Linked DNA regions of Homo sapiens: region 1 is linked to region 2. The links are chromatin loops, found by intact Hi-C in ENCODE. Cell type or tissue: mammary epithelial cell. All regions are shown on one strand. Each heading gives the region's core, and the rest is flanking DNA. Links, peaks and the distances in the headings are about the cores only.

Region 1 (5,380 bases), core at 131-5,130, 410 kb before region 2:
AACCTAGGCCATAGTGTGAGACCCTGTCTCAAAAAATAAATAAATAAGAAGAGAAAGATATGCAAGTGGACAATGACAAAGCAGCTGAATAAATGAGTCTGAGTCTAGAGCTCAGGAGAATGGGCTGAGCTGTAGTGAGAATATGGCAGAGATTGATCCTGGGGATACATCAACATTTAGAATAGAAGAGAAACCTGCAAAGGAGACTGGCAGGGAGGAGAGGATCAGGTGGGAAGAAATCCATGAGAGTGTGCTTTTTCTGGAAGCCAAGTGAAGCTAATATTTCAAGAAGCAAGGAGTTAGGTCCAGTGCTGCTAAGAGGTCCAATAAGATGAGGACTGAGAATTGACCCTTGGATTTGGCAGATACAATCAATGGTGACCTTGACAAGAGTGATTTCAGTAGAGTGTAGGGGACATAAGCCTGCCTGGGGTAGGTTAAAGAGAAAAACAAAGAGCATGTTCAATTCTTTAAGGTTTTTCACTACAAATGGAAACAGTGAAATGGAGTGGTAGCTGGGGAAGTCAAAGGAGGTTTTTTTTTTAAGGTGGGTGTTTTTTATTTCGCATTTTGATATTGATGTACATAATGCAGCAAAAAGAGAACATGTAGTAATGCTGGAGAGGAAAGGATAGGTAACCATTGGTAAAAGACCTCAAAGGTATTAGAAGGGATTGAGATGCTCGTCCAAGTGTATGGGCTGGCCTTAGGCTGAAGCAAGACTGCTTCAAGAGATACAAAAGCAAATTCATTACCCTAAGAATGGAGTACATCACAGCAGGATTCCTGGAGAGAAACAGAAAAGAGGGTCATTAAAAACTTATGTCACCACTTTAAAGAGGGAAGAAAGTTCTGTTTGGCTCTTTTGGGGACTCCAGAAGAAAAGTAAAGGTATACTCATAAGCCCAACTTTTTAACTTTCTAGTTACCAGAACACCAAACAAGGATCTTAGAATATCAGATTTTCAATTAACCCTAGAAAACTAACAGCATTTGAGTAGAATTCAAATATATGTGAGAGAACATAATACATAAATACCATCTGGGAAGTTCTCTAATCAACATTCTCCTTCCCTAGCACTCACTGTTGGATCTGTAGTACATGCATATGTGAGTGAAGAGCTCTTTCACAAATATGAAAGAAGCATAGTATGGATGTAGGGTGATGATTTACTTAGTGTGGTAAGTGTCTCCAAGCAACACAGTAAGGGACAGAAAAAGCTGGGCCAGCCTGCCTCTGGGAGAGACATGCCAAGCTTTTCTATCTCTGTGAATCTCACAAGTAAATGAAAATAAGTGCAAGTAGTACTATAGTAATTAAATCAAACTATCTTCTTTGAGAGTGGCTTTGTATGTGTGTCCCCATTATTTGCTAATTTACTATTTCCCACTGCTTACTGATTACCCTGAGTATGTTGCATTTATTGTCCTATTTAATCCTCTAAACTCTATCATTGCCATTTTACAGATGAAAACATAGAGGCCAGAGAGGTTTAAATGGCTTGTTCAAGGCCACATATCTAGGAAGTGGGAGAGTCAAGATTCTAAGTTTAATGCCCATCAATGATAGACTGGATAAAGAAAATGTGGCACATATACACTATGGAGTACTATGCAGCCCTAAAAAAGTGAGTTTATGTCCTTTTCAGGGACATGGATGAAGCTGGAAACCATCATTCTCAGCAAACTAACGCAGGAACAGAAAACCAAACACTGCATGTTCTCAGTCATAAGTGGGATTTAATGATGAGAACACATGGACACAGGGAGGGGAACTTCATACACCGGGGCCTGTTGGTGGGTGGGGGGCAAGGGCAAGGGGAGCATTAGGACAAATACCTAATTCATGCAGGGCTTAAAACCTAGATGATGGGTTGATGGGTGCAGCAAACCACCATGGCACAAGTATACCTATGTAAGAAACCTGCACATTCTACACGTGTATCCCATAACTTAAAGTATAATAAATAAGAATTTTTAAAAAAGATTTTAAGTTCAGTCTTTGTTTCCAAAGCCAGAGATCTTTCCACTATACCACACTGCCTCTTATGTAGTCAGTGATAATAATAGCTTGGTCATTTGCATTTGTGAAGCACCTTTTATTTGAAGAGCTGAAACTCTGTAAGCCTTATCTTTGTAATCTGGAGAGAGGAAGAAAAGAACCGACATTTATTGGGCACCTTATATTTGTGTGTGATGTAATTTTAAGCACTTTCATACCAGACATGTTAATTATCTTCATTTTAAAGATGAGGAAATGAAACTCAACAAAGAAATTAAGTAAATTGCCCAATATCACACAACTCCCATATAGTCAATCCTGGCACTTTCCCTCAGCAGATTCTAAGCACCGTTGGAGCAGAGAGCAAGTCTGTTTTTAATCATTCTGATTTTCCTAGTGCCTAGGACAGGGTCTCACTCTGGCACATAATAGGTGCTCAGAAAAAAAATGATTGAATGAATAATGAGCAAATGTGCTGTAAGCTGAACTGGAATGCATTGAGTCTTGTGTTGTACTTCCTGGTATCTTCCAGTGGATGTCAACATGATATAATGAGAAGATTCTGAGAAGGAATCAGTGAAGGCATGCATGTTCCTGACTGTGAAACTTTTGCTCTTCTCAGAGCTATACAACCTAGGTGATAGACTTCCTTTTCTTTCATTGGGAAAACTGAGGCAAAGTTTCCTTGGCAAAGATTTTGCAAGTCAGTGGACAATTTGTGGCACAACTGAAATCTTGAGATTCTCACCTTTATAGCCCTAACCACTTAACAACCCTGTGGTCCTGGTGGGGTTATAGCTTTCCATAAATCTGGTACTTAATCATTTAAAGAGATGGCAATTTATCTTAAATACACGCCTCATTATAGATGTGTCACACTTAGCACAGATGGTCTCAGAAGTTTTTCCTGGCTTCCCATACCCTAACAGTATCTAGTATGTTAATGTCAATATTAGCTTTACTGTTTTAGGTAACTTTGGTATGCTTCTCATTAGCTGAAACCGTAAAGAGCTCAGTTTTACCTGCGCTGAGGGATCACTAAATTCCTATTGGCATCTGAATGCACAGTCCCATGTCGAAAGTGAGGTCATGTTTCTCCTGGATTATGCCCGTATCTGATGAGCCTCGGCTGGCGTGAATCCGAGACAATGAAATAATCACACCCATTAGCTCACCAGGGCCCTATTAAGATGTGGCCTGGCTTTCCATCCATTTCTCCTGCTTGGAAAAACTGACACAGTCATGGTTTGTAAAGGTTAGTGCAGATGGAACTGCTTCAACAACCAAAACTTAGCGTTACCCTATTTAAACTTGGGAAGGGTCTGCTGCTTAATCTTAAGAAATAGCACTTCAGGAGCCAGGGTGTGAGGATGTCCTTTAATCTCTTTGTATGTGATGGTAAAGCTGAATTTTCCTAACACCCTCCTTCCCCGCTCTCAGCTTCAGTGGCTGGGGTGGGTGAGGTGGGGGAGCTCTGGAGTTGTGGTTTCCATACTTTCTACTTTTTATTCTATTTTTCTTTAGAGATCCCAGGTTTTGAAGGCTTGAGTCTAGTAAACAAACTGTAATGGTTAAATCACGATTTTATTTTCTCGTTGACACCTAGTGTGTGTTATATGCAGCGTCCTCTGCCTCATGTCATTCTCCAATATGCTTTCTCAGGGCTACTTTCCCAGACCCTATGCCTTCTTATGGGTTGTAGCTAACAGTTACACTTCCAGAGTATGCCGTCCCTCACCCACAGAGCTCTTCTCACAACTGTAACTAACTGATTATTTGTGTAACTGTTTGCATGTTTAGGCTGTAAGGATGCAGACCATGTCTGTCTTGCTCACAGCTGTTTCTCTAGTGCCTAAGTCTTTGCTTGATACATAGTGGGCACTTGGTAAACATTTGTTGAATGCATTAATGAATCAGCTTATTTAATTCTAGTGAAAAATATAAAGAAATATCCCCCTTATATTGGCTTGGGGAGCCTTATTCTGGATATATTTGATAGGATTTTTGAAATGTTGTCAACAACTTGAATGAAAATCACCAAGTTTAAAATGAAGGTTCACTCTGGGCAGGAGAGAAGATGATGCTATTGGAGAAGGATTACACAAGAGGCTTCTGGAATATTGATAATATTCTATTTATTAAGCTGGAGGACTCCTAGGGACCCAGGGGCCTCAGACTTACTCCTGAACTGGAGGGACATGCCAAATAAGCCACCTGCTATTTATTTCACGCACACCCAAGGCAAAGCTGTTGGGGCCACTTAAGGATTTTGTAAAATGTGAGGGTGTTATTAAAGTAGGCTTATTATTTTACAGCTCTTATGATTGTTCACCTAACTACCTTGAACAATACTGCAAGTATTTTTCTCTGCTCACATATTTGGAGACATGCAGAGCCACTTCAAACAAACCATCCTGACTTCCCATTTGTATCTACGACCTCATGAACCCATCTCAACCCCCCAAACCACACACTGAAACTAAGCCAAATTAAAAACAAAAAACAACCCACCACCCAGCAGTATTTAGTTGAGCACCTACTGTTTGCTTTGTATTATAAGCTGTAATTACAACAGCTTGAGTCTTGTCCTCAGCTTCCTGAAATCTCCCAGTGGATGGCATCATGGAAGAATGAGAAAGTTATCCAAGAATGAATGGTCTGATGTCAAGGAAGCTTTTCAGCCTTTCCTAATGGTCTGATGCCCTCTGTGTGGGTTACAATCTTTGGAAGTATAAGATTTCTTGTAAAAGTCACAGCACCTGCCAACATAGTTGGGCAGGGACCCAAGTGGGGTGACTTGTACCGCATTCCTCCCTGGTATTCAGAGACCACATAGTACCAGAAGCTTGCTAGGCCCAGCTCCTGGGGACTGTCAGAGGAACAGGCCCAGGCAGTCTTCTCCTCAGATTGCAATCAAAAGTTGCTTGATAAATCAGTAAGATTGAAAATATTCTTGGCAGTTTACATAGGCAATGGTAAGAACATGTTTTTTTGTAGTTACAATGAGTACATTATACAAGGGCCGGAAGTGACCAAAATCATTGATTGGCTAATTAGACATAACTGAAGGGTCATAATGCTTCAGTCGTTATGTGGGAATATTCATAAAGCACTTGAGTTCAGCTCCAATAAAGAGGAGAAATGTACCCAGGGAAATTGCAGAGTAAAAGTCTGGGAATGTAGATAGTATAGGATGTTACAGGTCTGAAATGGAAGGGTTTACTATATTATTGAGTTTTGCAAACAGATTCTTGGAAAACAGATTCCTCAAGTCTTTCCCAGCTTTCAGATGGGATATGAAACTAGAGGCTTTAGCCTTTACTTGTGGTTGTCTAAAAATCCACCCTATTTTTCTTAGGAAGGGAAGCAGTTGCCTTA
Region 2 (5,380 bases), core at 285-5,284:
GTGCTGCGACAGCCATGTAAGGCTTCCATGCACCCTTGAGTTTGAGGGCCAGTAAAGAGGGGCTGGGCCAGGCAGCCCTTCCCCAAGGCCCCTCTAAGCCCTTATCAGCCCAGGGGAGGGATAGGCCAGGACAGGCAGGCAAGCAGCCCACAGGGGTGGCTCCCAGGACAGTGGCTTCTGGATGCTGGCCCACCAGACAGTCAAGGCTCTCCACTCTCCGGCCGCTCAGAGCCCAGCTAGCCCCCAACTCGGCCTCCCTTTACCTCCCACAGGGCGTAGGAGGTACTGACTAGCAAGGAGGCTTATTTTAAATCTGCAAAAAGAAAAACTTTTCTAATGCAGATGATTACACTTACTAATTAGTCAACTTCGTTGTGCCTGGGTTACTGCAAATTTAGCTTTCCTGCAGAAACAGCACCTGTTCACTGAGGGACAGTATTAGGTAGTAGGAAACTGTGCAAGCTTGAGAGCCATTGGGGTGGGATTCAAGCCCCACATCCCCTGGGCAAGTCACTCACCTGCTCTGAGACCATTCCCTCCTTCTATAAAAGGGGACTAGAACAGTACCTGCATCATCCAGTTGTTGCTATTACAAAGACCAGCCACAATTTATTAAGTGCCTATAATGGGCCAGGTACTGAATTTCTTTTTCTTTTCCTTACATGTATTAACACTCACGACAACTGTATAGGTTTGTCTTTTTGAAGTATAACTTACAGTGAAGTGCTCAAATCTTCAGTGCACAGGTCAATGAACTTTTACATGTATTCTCTATCCTCTAATCAAATATCAATTATCATAGATCACTGTTGCCTGTTTATGAACTTCATACAAATGGGCTCATGCAATATGTGCTCTGTTGTGGCTGGTTTCTTTCATTCAACTTTGTTTTAGCAATTCTTCCACATTGTTGTGTACCAGTTATTTGTTCTTTTATATAGCTGCATAGTATTCCATGATGTGACAATCCCACAGTTTGTTTGTTTATCCATTGACCTAGGTGTCATTATCATCATCATTATCACCATCATCCTATTTTACAAATGAGGAAACTGGGATCTGAACTTCTTACTAAGTGTTTAGCTTGAAGTCACAGAGTGACCTTGAGGCCAAACAGGGACTTGAACCCAGGTCCCTGTAACTCCAAAACCAGCTCCTTACCACGGACAATAGAGCCTCCCATAGCTCTGGAATACTGGGATTGGCGGAAATGAATGCTGACCTGTGTGGTCATGAGCTCCTTCTCCCTGAGGTACATTTGGAGTCAGGGGGAAGCTACCTGCCTGGCTCCAGGTGCTGAAAAAATTGCCTTAGTTTTGGCGATTGCCCATATTTATTTTCATTGCAACCCAAGCTGATAGCACAGGTACAGTCATCACTCACAGCCCTGTACTTTGAGACCTGGGCTTTGCCAACATTTCAGAACAACTGCAAACAGCTTCAATGTGGAGGAGGCATCCTTGTCCACTGACCAGCAGCTGGCTCTTATGGGCAGCCCCTGCCCTGGCTCCTCAGAGTCTGGTTTTCTATGATGGTAACTCAGCTGTAACCATCTGGGACTCCCACAGAAAGCATTGTAGGCCAGGTTTCTCAACACCAGCCTTACCTATCAAGAGGTGAGACCCCCAGTGCTGACCTTATTCAAGAAAAGGCTGAGATTTTGCCTTGCTTTCCAACCTTCAGAATCTCTGCCTTCTGCCCAGCAGGCAAGTGGCAGGCCTTAGAAGGGCCACCTGCAAGGCAGCAAGGGGGTGACCAGGGGCCTGGCTAACCTCCCCACCTCCTCCCCCTCTGAACTCAGGTAGCCTCCAGTCAGTCCACCCAGACATGATTAAATGGTTGGCTACACACAGGGGTGGAAGACCCCGGGGGAAGAAGGGCATGGAGCCAACTCCCTGAGGCAGCCCTAGGGCACCCTTTGGTCTGTTGATCATTAACAGAAGCCACCTCATGGCAGGCAGAGAAGGGGAAAGTCCAAGGGGATGGCCTACCCCCTCCTCCCAGACTCCGTCCTCCAAATGTGCCAATGCAGGGCCTCATGGGAGGTGAGGTCATGGCACTCAACGGAGGGGGTGTGTGCAGAATCATCTAATCCAACTCGTTGCCTCCTGTGTTCATGCAGAATCTCCACAAAAGGCCAAGGGAGAGGGCAACTAACACTGATTGATTTGCAGTTACTGTGTGCCAGGGACTGCTCCAGTGTCCCAGCCTACAACACTCTAGCATAGTGATGGAGGTCGCCTGCCTGGGTTCAAATCCTGACACCGACTCCCTGTATGACAAATTAGTGAATTTCTCTGCACCCCAATTTCTCCATCTATACAAAAGGAACAGTATAGAGCTTCCTCCGTGGGGTCATTATGATCATTCAATGAGTTAACACACAGGAAATTCTTAGAGGACTACCTGGCACTTACAAAGAGCTGTCATGACTAATGGCTCGCTTGATCTCATAGTAACTCCTTGAGATACAGCTGAAAAATCCAAGGTTGAGTCATTTATCCAAAGCACAAGCTGGTAGAAGGGGAGCTGGGATTTGAACCCTGGTCCAAGGGCTCCATTCAACACCCCTTCTTCCTTCACGCCCTGGATCCTTCCCCTGCCATGACCCCTGCCTCTTCGGTAACCAGTGCTTCGTGATCCAGTTGACTGTAAAACCCATCTTCAGACTAACCCACAATCTCAGTTGGCCCTCAAAGCCCTCCTTTCATGAGTGTCACTGAACCATAGCCTTCCTCCTGAGAATGAGGCCTCCAGGCCAGGAAAGGCATTGCTCGGTGGCCAAAATAGCTCATTTCTTTGAGCTGCTCCAAGAGAAGATCTTCATCCAACAGCCAGAGAGTGGGTTGCAGGGCCAGTAGCCACAGAGGCCCCACCCATCCATGGCAGACCTGGTGCAGGCCCCTAAACCCAGCCTTCAAGACACCCTGGCCTCCAGGGTAAGGGGTGGAGAAGAAGGCTTTGTGCCCCAGGATTGGCCTGGCCTTTCCTGACCCACTTCCCTCGTGAAAGCCTTCCCTTCAACTCCCTCAGCATAGTTCCTATCCTTCCTAGCTGCAGAGGAGCTCAGAGATAGGGGTTTCTTGCCAGTTCTGGGCTCACACTTCCCTGGCCTCCCTGCCAGACTACAGCACAGGGCTGCTGCTGAGGCCCCTTCTTCTAACATCCTGGAGAAATAATGGGCCTGAAATATTCTGCTGTTCCCTTTCCCAAGGGCCATCTCCTCTAACTTTAAGGACTCAATGGGACACAACCAGGCTCTTGTGGCCACCACACATGGGCCTGGGTTACCTAAATCCCAGCCTGAGTGAGTTCCCCAGGGAGACACTTAGGTAGAGGTAAAGGGTTAAGACCCGGGGACATGGAGCTTCCCCACATGATAAGGAGTCTCCCCTGGGCTTTACAGCCAACCCCCACCCTCCAGGGCCTCCAGTAGTCAATGTCTCTATCTTGGTTAGACAAAGTCAAAGGACTGACTCAGTCAAAGGACTGTCTCCTCTAGAGGAAATTCAGGGCTGGCCAGGAGGTACGCCTGGGCCTCTAGGAACCTAACCAGCGTCACCATGAGAGGGGAAGTTAGAAAGGTGTCTGCCACATGCTCAGGTATGCCTGCAGGGAATGAGCTCAAGGTGAATGATTAAATGTCTTTTTTGCTTTTACTCCGAAAGGAAGATCACATGCCACCACCAACCACCACCACCACCACCTCCACACACACACAAAGTTCATTTCCTCCTTAAGGGACAAGAGGCCTAGGTTTACTCCAGTCCTAAGAAGGGCTGCTTTTCCCCTTCCTAAACCACCAGCCCCTGCCCTGGAACAGGTAATAGTCCCTATTTTTCTACCTCACCCCCTGACCCCCAGTAGATATCTGATGACCAGGGAAATGAGTTGAGAGTAGAGGTAGGTCTTCGAGTCTCAGGGACATCCCTGGCCTGCCCAATGTCTGCTGCAGACCTTCGGAAGAGGCCTGGTGGAATCATGGTGACTCAGCTGAACTCCCAAAACTTCCTGGGTGTAAAGGAACCAAAGGCAAGTGAGCTGCAAATAGCAATCTCTGCCTCTCCCCAAATAAATCCTCCCAAGGCTCACACTCAAGATTTGTGAAAGTTCCAACTCCTCCGGCGGGTGAAATGCCACCTCTTAAGTGGTCATCTAGCCTTGGTGGGGGTGCATCTAGCCAAGGAGACCCCACCTTTCCCAAGATGACGACATACCTAATTTTGCATAGCACCTGAGATTGTAACTAAGGTGGTGGGAACCCTTGGTGACTTGCTGTGTTGTGTTGGCCAGTGTTAACACTCACTTCCCCTTAACAGCCCTCCAAACCCAAAAGGCTATGTCAAATCCAGTCCCAGTTCCCAGTTCCTTGTGACTGAGCCCCTCACCCCGCTGGACATTCCTCTCCAAGCAGGCAGTGCTTCCTTATACCCTCCCCACACGGGTAGGTGTTGAGAGGCCAGTACTGAGGTAAATTTCTTTCTTATGGGCAAAATGAGCCCAAGGCACCCCAATAAAAGAACTCACTCAAATCCAAGCCTGCAAGTGTGCCAAGTGCTAGGTCCTCTTTTATCATTTTGGCACCCCAAACACCATCCAAAGGAATGAAGAGCACAGGCTGGACGGGGCGGACTGGAAGGCCCTGAGCCTTGGCTCCCCAGAAGAACCGCAGAGGCCACACAAGTGTCGGCAAGGCTGGGCCCGCTGCTATTCAGCCAACAACTAACACACTGCACAGTCTTTTCAGAAGTAATACAGCAGGAAGTACAGGCTCCTTTGCAGAAAACCTCCACCCCGTCCCCTCTAAGCGCAGCAAACTGCCAGCATCAAGGAAGGGAGCTATAGGCTTAGCTTATAGGGATGAGAGATGCCGCCACCCACAGCCACAGCCCTCTCTCTCCGCCTCCCCCTACCCAGGACTTGCAAGGTATACAAGGGGAGAACCTTACTGGCAAAGTCAAACCAAAACCAAGTAAAACCAGCTCCACCATCAATGTTTCTTGAAAAAACGGGGTTTATTGATTTTTAAACTGCAAATAGTCGTTACAAAAAGTTTTTTTTTCTTTTAAATAAATTCACACAAAGAAAGAGAAATAGAAAGCGACGGTAGTGACCAGCAAGAGGAATAATAATTACATTCATCTTAATGTGTGTGTGCCAGTTCTGTTTACATTAACATTGGAAAACTCCAGACCTGGAATCCAGAACCTCAAATCTGTGAGTGGAATGTCTTGAGATGGGCACGTGGAAGTCAAAGGGTTTCTCTTTTTTTTTTTTTCCCCTTTTAGAAGCTATACATAAAAAGTTGTTTTCCTTCTGTACTGTCACAGAACTTTTACATACATTCTCAGTCCTAGTTGTGAAAGGCCTAAAGAGAAAG

Evidence for each region. A loop is a pair of places that touch in the nucleus more often than their neighbours do. Peaks named below come from ENCODE experiments on the same cell type or tissue, not always from the same donor. Only the 100,000 strongest peaks of a DNase experiment are listed, where the experiment ranks them.
Region 1: it touches region 2 in a loop (6-fold over the local background); 30 of 110 quality-filtered maps call a loop at or near these places.

What each region holds. Positions count from the first base shown.
Region 1 is chr14:68,371,821-68,377,200 of GRCh38, forward strand. The region is part of intron 8 of RAD51B (RAD51 paralog B); the gene reads left to right. Among named protein-coding and RNA genes, the nearest start is that of RAD51B-AS1, 310 kb to the right of the region's middle. RefSeq lists enhancers at 363-1,218, 4,220-5,380. In mammary epithelial cell, for the core only: a CTCF peak has its summit at 2,517; no DNase peak of the experiment used is centred there; H3K27ac peaks cover 496 bases.
Region 2 is chr14:68,782,666-68,788,045 of GRCh38, forward strand. It overlaps ZFP36L1 (ZFP36 ring finger protein like 1), which reads right to left. Exons shown (of 2, transcript NM_004926.4): 2 at 4,997-5,380. Among named protein-coding and RNA genes, the nearest start is that of ZFP36L1, 7.7 kb to the right of the region's middle. RefSeq lists enhancers at 1,860-2,004, 2,149-2,208, 3,867-4,161, 4,451-4,630, a cis regulatory region at 1,926-1,939 and silencers at 3,451-3,520, 3,541-3,590. In mammary epithelial cell, for the core only: no CTCF peak of the experiment used is centred there; DNase peaks (open chromatin) are centred at 2,446, 3,106, 3,626 and 3,846; H3K27ac peaks cover 3,521 bases.